Regions from separate parts of the Homo sapiens genome. Here all the other regions are linked to region 1. The links are chromatin loops, found by intact Hi-C in ENCODE. Cell type or tissue: PC-3. All regions are shown on one strand. Region 1 overlaps RELN (reelin). Region 2 overlaps RELN (reelin). Region 3 overlaps RELN (reelin).

Evidence for each region. A loop is a pair of places that touch in the nucleus more often than their neighbours do. Peaks named below come from ENCODE experiments on the same cell type or tissue, not always from the same donor. Only the 100,000 strongest peaks of a DNase experiment are listed, where the experiment ranks them.
Region 2: a loop joins it to region 1, with 6 times the contacts of the local background. A loop is called at or near these places in 1 of 110 quality-filtered maps.
Region 3: a loop joins it to region 1, with 5 times the contacts of the local background. A loop is called at or near these places in 1 of 110 quality-filtered maps.

Annotation. Positions count from the first base shown.
Region 1 is chr7:103,717,539-103,720,038 of GRCh38, forward strand. All of the region lies in intron 8 of RELN (reelin), which reads right to left. Among named protein-coding and RNA genes, the nearest start is that of RELN, 270 kb to the right of the region's middle. In PC-3, no CTCF peak of the experiment used is centred here; a DNase peak (open chromatin) is centred at 1,313; H3K27ac peaks cover 2,128 bases.
Region 2 is chr7:103,592,253-103,594,752 of GRCh38, forward strand. It overlaps RELN (reelin), which reads right to left. Exons shown (of 65, transcript NM_005045.4): 26 at 2,069-2,240; 27 at 1,430-1,630. Among named protein-coding and RNA genes, the nearest start is that of SLC26A5, 150 kb to the left of the region's middle. In PC-3, no CTCF peak of the experiment used is centred here; no DNase peak of the experiment used is centred here; H3K4me3 peaks cover 745 bases; H3K27ac peaks cover 1,303 bases.
Region 3 is chr7:103,793,715-103,796,214 of GRCh38, forward strand. The region is part of intron 3 of RELN (reelin); the gene reads right to left. Among named protein-coding and RNA genes, the nearest start is that of RELN, 190 kb to the right of the region's middle. In PC-3, no CTCF peak of the experiment used is centred here; no DNase peak of the experiment used is centred here; H3K27ac peaks cover 1,594 bases.

The sequences.
Region 1 (2,500 bases):
CTTAGTTGAATACATTTATATCCAAGAATCTTACCCTTAAATAAAACACGTATTTAACCTTATAAAACATATGTATTATTTTTGCCATTAAAATTTTCTAATGTTTCATTTATTTTTGTTTTGGGCTTAGGTCACCAAATATTTTGTTAGTCTTATACTTAGAGGTGTCCATGTTTCAGAAGAGGTGTTCACTATTTCATAATAAGTTCCCCAAGGTCTTACTCACCAGGGAGAGTGATTCTGGAAAAAAAAATGAGAATCTAATTTTAAATATATTTCAGTAAGTTCGTGGAGGAAATGAGCAACAATTCATACCAAGATATGGAGGAATCGATTTCTCCTCCTCTTGAACTACCTGTTCTAAAAGAGTTGAGAGAGAATTTCTCTACTGAATCAAGTTCTGAGTAATTAAGATGTTTATGAATTAGGCTCAAGGGAAAAATCAACTGCTTTTCTTATGCTAAATGAAATAGAATACCTTTTACAAGTGACATTTTATCCTTTACATCTATTAAAGAAAAAATAATACCAGATCTCTTTTCTTTCACAAAGCAATATTCCAATTCAGCTAAGAGTATTTTTAGCTTTTGTAATTTCCAGTTTTTATTTTTCAAAATACACTCGTGTAAACAGAGTGGCTCTCATTCATCTCTGAGACTCCGTAGCATGTACAGTACAGAAGGACAATAATTCAAGCCTAAGAACATCTGTGTATCTTAATAAGTAAATATAAAGCATTTATGATTTAATGACTTCCTTCTGTCTTGAAATGATAAAAACAAAAACAAAGCAGCAAAAAAAAAAAAAAAAAATTAAACACACGTACAAAAATAAAACCCGAATGTTTAGGACATCTGTAAGTAAAACTCAAGAGAAAAGGTACTAATTCTATAAATCATGAACAAATAATAGATTCTAGTTAGCTCAGTAATTACGTACTGATAAACACTTGCATATGTATTTCTGTCTACTTGTTTCACTTAAAGTATAGTTTACTGGTGATTCTGTTTCTTTCTGGGTAATCATTTCCATTGACTGTGGTCCTCAGATCACCTCCCCCAAGCCCCCTCTTGCCATGAAATGTCTGCATCACATCAGTTTAACACTTGGTAACATACTATTATAGATGTCTTTGTAATGGTTACTTGTCACTCAGGGAAGCAATATTTATGAGCATCTATTTATTATGAGTCCCTGGGCTAGTGACTGAGGATACTGTGATGGACAAGATAGATTTGTCTGGCAAGCCAAACTATTTATTCTTCATGGTGTGTTTTTAAATGCTTTACCTTTATTCCTTGTTTGGCTAATGAATCCTATTAATCTGATGTAAGAGGTAAGCTAAATTGAACAAGTATATTACTTGGTAAATTCTTTTAGAGTGACTCAATGCAGATCTCTATCAAGGAAGTGACAAAGAACCCCTAACACAACTACCCAAACAATTTTTCTGAAGAATTAATTTCATTCTATTTCTCTATTGCTCAAGAGAGAAAGAGGTTCTTTTGCAGACCTCTATTAAATAACTAAAGAACAACATTATTTTACTTTTAAAAAGTTAAATTAAATGAGTTTAAAACCTCCATTTAACATTTATCCCTCTATTAAGTAAGTTGAAGCCCTGAGCTGATACAGATTAGTCTTCAGATAGATGCAACTTTATCTGACATTGCTCATAGCTACCAGGCCCAGTTCCTCTGCTCTAGGAGGGCACGCATGTTCCCCTCCAATGTCTTGCCTGTATTCACTCTGCCTCTTCACTTGAAAAACCTTTCCCTGTCCTTTCAAGTGACTTGGGTTGTTGGCAGGGATTCTCCTTCCTAAGAAGCCTTCCTCAAGAACCTCATTAGGCACTGCCACCCTGGGGACATATACACAGACCCACCCTGTTTACAACAATGCCGTTTTCTAGAGATTTCATGCTCTCTATGTACCCAGTGCCTTCTACTACATTGTTAAGTGCTGTAAAAACGTTCTGTTTTCTCACTTATTTTGTTTTCCCAGTTGAAGCCAGCTCAAGCAAATACTGAGCACACAACAAATATTCAGTGAAATTTTGTTAAGACTGTGTGGTAGACACAAGGTACTACCGCCATTTCCTTTGGGTCCTCAACCCTGCCTGAGAAAGTAGAGTTCGGAGGCATCTGTAGGATAACACTTTGCAAGGATGTCATCTCAAATTTTTCTTCCTATCCCAGAGGAAATCTAAAGGAAGTGGGCAAATGCCCCTAAGGCTACTACCATAAATTCCATAAGTTGCGTCTAATGAATCAAGTGAGGATGGTAGCAAATCGATGTCTCAGCACAGAAATGGATAAGAGATCTTTCACTGGAATGGAAAAATGAAAAGTTCTTCTACGAATATTTTAGGACACTTTCCAAGATGATTTAGCTGTGGATAACATGATAAATTTCATCTTGCAGAACTGCATTTTCAGGATTCTTTGACTTTAAAAATCATTGGTTAAGACAGCCTTACATTTATGTATATATATGTATG
Region 2 (2,500 bases), 130 kb before region 1:
TGTTTAGCTGCCACTTACAAGTGAGAACATGTGGCATCTGTTTTTCTGTTCCTTTATTAGTTTGCCTAGGATAATGGCCTCCAGCTCCACTCATGTTGCTATAAAAGTCATGATGTCATCCTTTTTTATGGCTGTGTAGTGTTCCATGGTGTATATGTACCACATTTTCTTTATCCAGTCTACCACAGATGAGCATTTAGGTGGTCTTTGCTAGTGTCAGTAGTGGTTTGATGAACATACACATGCATGTGTCTTTATGGTAGAATGATTTATACTTCTTTGAGTATATACCTAATAATGGGATTGCTGGGTCAAATGGTAGAGAATTAAGATTTTTCCTAAGCAGTGTGCATTCCTGATCATTGTTTAAATGCTTGAAATATTTAACACTATTTTTTAAATTTAGATTTTAAAAATTTCAGAATATTATCTTGCAGACTTTAATACCTACACAACCATGGTTTGTGATTAATTAAATAGAAAAGGTGTCAGATGAGAAACAGCATAGTGTTCTGCAAATATATTTGCTATTAACATTATTTTGTTACTACTTTAGGTATTACCAACAAATGAATATAGATTCATATATTGTTATTGATATTTTTCCATTGTAGTTTAGCATCAGAATCTAAACAAGGAAGGGTTACATTTTACTAATCATATTATTTATGACTCACTTCCTTGTTTACAGACCTGTGGAAATTGTATTTGAAGAGCTGCCTATAAACATCTGATCTCTTTAATAATTCCATTTGTAAATTATTTAGCATCTGCATCCTGCCATTATGTAAGGACCATGTAGTTGTGCTAGCTCATTAAAACTGCATTACTTTCAACCCCAGAAGTCACCTATGGGATTTTATTATAAACACAATGAAATTTTGATTAGGGTTCTGAAACAAGACCTTGTCAAAGTAAATACTTGCTATACATGTTGATATGTTATCACAGAGCTGAAAAACAAGAAGCTTTTAAGAGAACAATGATGACTGGAGTAAAAATTTACTGAATTTAAGTAAGATAATTTGTTTGAAAATAATACAGCAAAAGCATAAAATACCTTGTAAGTTCAAATACCACTAGCAAGATGAAAAGGACAACTTATTCATCATCGTTTAGAAGCTTGAGATTCATTAAGTCACAATCAGATTGAAGTTCTAAAAGTCAATTTTATTTTTAATTCTGGTAGAGTTCCTTGAGTACCTAAAGAAATGGTATACCCACAACTTTTGGGACTCCTTAAAAACTAATAACTGCTTTCGAGTAGAGCTGAAAAGCTTCGCAATTCTAACACTGTTAAGCTTTCGTACAGGTGAGTCCCTTCTTTAATAGAATATGAAAAATTTGTGTTCTTTGTGAGTTCCACTTATACATCTGGAAGATATTTTACTCCTTAACTTGCTCTGGGAAGAAGCTTGTGCATAAATACCTTGAACTGTAGCACATATCCAGGTTTCAGGGTCAAATCTCGAGTTACTGCAAATCGATCTCCATCTGATTTTCCAAATATCATTGCTGATGGTGTGGCAGCACAGAAGGTTTCATTTTTAACCATTCCTTCATTAGCCAACATCAACCACACACTCATCTGATTCATAGGGTAATCAAAAGCTGGCTTCTCATAAAAGTTCTAATAGAAACAATACAAATAAAACAAAAGGCAATTTGATAGCTTTGAAAACAAGAAAGGAATTTTCATTTCATGACATGCTGGGCCATGTACCATTTGCATTTCTAGGAAAACACAGAAGAATCTCTATTTTTTTTTACTGCTATTAACTTTTTCTCCTGATGATTCAACAACTGAAAGTATTTTACCACTGTGTATCTAATCATTTTATAAACACACTAACGATTTTGCTTGATGATTTAACCAGACTTCAGTCTTTTTTACATCTAAATTATCTGTGAAGTGGTAGCATAGAGAGGTAACAAAAAATTAAGTACAAGCCCTTAAACTTATATTATACATTCAGTGTCAAGCACTAAATCCTTAAGGAAATGAGTTCTTTATGCCATTCACTTTTATAATTATCTGTCTTCTTGGAGTTCAGACATAGGAGAATACCTGAGGTAAAGTTGGATTGATAACTGGGATGATCTGCTTCTGCTTCTCGGACAGAATGATGATGTCATCGACTGCCCACTGGTCATAGTCCTCCCCTGAGAACACGGGCTGCCACCAGCGGAACCTGGTGCAAGGGGTCTTGGCAGCAGCTGGAAGCTCCAGATAGACAAATCTGAATAAAAGTAAATCATTTACGGTTGGGAAAACAAAAGCTGTGCTTTTTTTTTTTCAGCTATTAAAACAACAAGGGTAACAACAAGAGAAAAGTTTTGTTTGGTTTGATCTCAATATTTTCCAAAAGCCCGTAAGTTTGGACATATCAGACTTGAGGTTTAACCTTGTAGGCAGGTTTAGTCCTGGTCATGTTTATTTCATTTGGAATTGTATCTTTTGGAGAAGAGGGAGAATATTTCAACTGAGTTTGATTCATTG
Region 3 (2,500 bases), 76 kb after region 1:
CAGTCAGAGTGACAGTGGTTGTCATCGGTAGTACAAGTGAACATTTTGCTAAACAGAAGGTTGTTTATTTGAGGCAGACTCTTGCTTTGTCACCCAGGCTAAAGTGCAGTGGCACAGTCTCGGTTCACTGCAGCCTCTGCCTCTCAGGTACAAGTCATTCTCGTGCCTCAGCCTTCAGAGTAGCTGGAACTACAGGTGCACACCCATACGCCCGGCTAATTTTTGTACTTTTAGTAGAGATGGGGTTTCACCATGTTGGCCAGGCTGGTCTTGAGCTCCTGGCCTCAAGTGATCCACCTGCCTCAGCCTCCCAAAGTGCTGCAATTACAAGCATGAGCCACAGTGCCTGGCCATAAACAGAAGTAATATTTTTTAATTTTGTAGGTAATTTTTTTTAATTTTAAGGGTATTTAAAATGCTGATACTAAACTATCTAGACTAGTGATTCTAGAAATGGGCAACTTTAAAAATATACACATTGCCATGCTCCACTCTTGACCGCTTAATTTAGAATCTCTGGGCTCAAGGTTCAGGCACACATGATTCCAACTGTAGCCAGGCTCGAAAACTACTAGTCTGAACAGACGAACTGCTATATATCCCCCTATGAGTAGGACAGATTTCATGCTTCCTCTAAGTAACAACTTCCATTCCTGTCACAACCATCACTATCAGCAAGCTGTTTTATTCCTTCTTTCCCCAACCAAAGACCCTTTGGTAAGGATTAAACTTTATCCTCTTGGCCTGGCAGTGGATTATCTTCCAGTCCCCTTTGATTTTTCACTTTCCTTGGTAGATGCATATCACATGCATATCTAAGTTGCAACAACAACAACAAAAACAGGCAGAAAGAATAATTTTTCACTGAAGTAGGATTCTCCCATGAGCCAAAAAGGACACCATATGAAATGATGCAATTCCCGAGTTGTCTTTGGTAAAGTCATTTACAAACTGAACAGGCAGAGCTTCTCAACCTTAGCACTACTGCACTACTGGACATTTATTTAAATTGGATCATTCTTTGCTGTAGGGGGGCTTTCCTGTGCATTGTAGAATACTTAGCAGCACCTGTAGCACCACTAGATGCTAGGTATGACAACAAAAAAATGTCTCCAGATATTATCAAATGTCCCCTGGGAGCATAGGTAAAATCACAGCTGATTCAGAAACCCTGGTATATAGGTTTGTAAGAACTCAGCCCATATCAAAATTTCAATATTTACACAGAACATCGTGCTTACCATACTGAATACATATGCATTTTGACACTTACACTATGATAAATGTTTCAAATTTGGCTCATGTCTAGGAGTTTAATTTTCTATAATATCCCCTAATGCCAACTAGTATTTTCTATTGAAGTCTAGGTGTTTAATTATATATAATATTCCCTAATGCCAACTAGTATTATCTATTGAAGTCAATTTGTATGGAACAATCATAACAAGCTTCCTGCATTGCTTTGGGCAAAAGAGAAAAGAAAGATTTGACAAACACACACTCTGCAGTAGATATCTATATAAATGGTCCTCACAGGCTCAAGCTAAGTATTGGCTTTAGAAAGTTGTCTTGTCTGACTCACATTTTCTGTGAATTTACTGTGTTGACTAACACAGCCCTTAGGCTTGGGCAAGTCAAAATGTGCAGTGTTTTTGTTTAAAAGGTCTTTCCTGGAAGTGAACAAAATATTGTTACAGGAGATCCAGTGTGGATAATCGGGAGGGGACAAAAATATAAGGTATAAACATGAAAGTTCAAAGCCAAAACTGTAACAAAAAAGCCAAGAACTTCCTAACAGAGCAAAAGAGACTGAATCAACTCATCAAAAAATTAGGTATTTTAGAGTAGAGTCATATGCTTTATGAGTTTATTTTTCCCTTTGCTGGGAAGACATGAACAAAACATCCAATTTCAGGAACTTCACTACTTTGTTTTTGCAAACAAAGGCAGGTTAAAGGTATAGTCAAAAGTGAAAAGTAAATCATGGAAAATGAACATTTTAAATTCCTTTGGAATTACAAAGCACAGTCCCCTTACTAACAGCAGGAAAATAATGGCCCATCATTACAATTTTGCCCCAGTAAACATACACTATTTGGATTACATTCTGGATAAGTAGCAACAAGGAATACCATTTTGACACAGCTAGGGCTCTTGTAAGTCATTCTCTGCCTTTCTGTAAATATTCCATTTTTGTATAGTGCTAAAGAAATCACATTTTCATTTTTCTGTAGTTCATTATGGCTCATTGCTGTAGCAACTGCCAAACCAGTCAATTTGTGTAAATAATAGAACAAGCTTCTATTGTCTCTCATCTGACACAGTGCCAACTAGTTGGTCTACCTATTTCAATATGGAAATCATGTTTTTAAACTCTTTATATAATTTAAATATCCCTGGAGTTATATGCAGTAAATTATTTTGGAACACTGAACTGAGTGTATGTACTCAAGCACTTATCCCTTTAAATTAGGTCATACAGAATACTGATTTCCATATT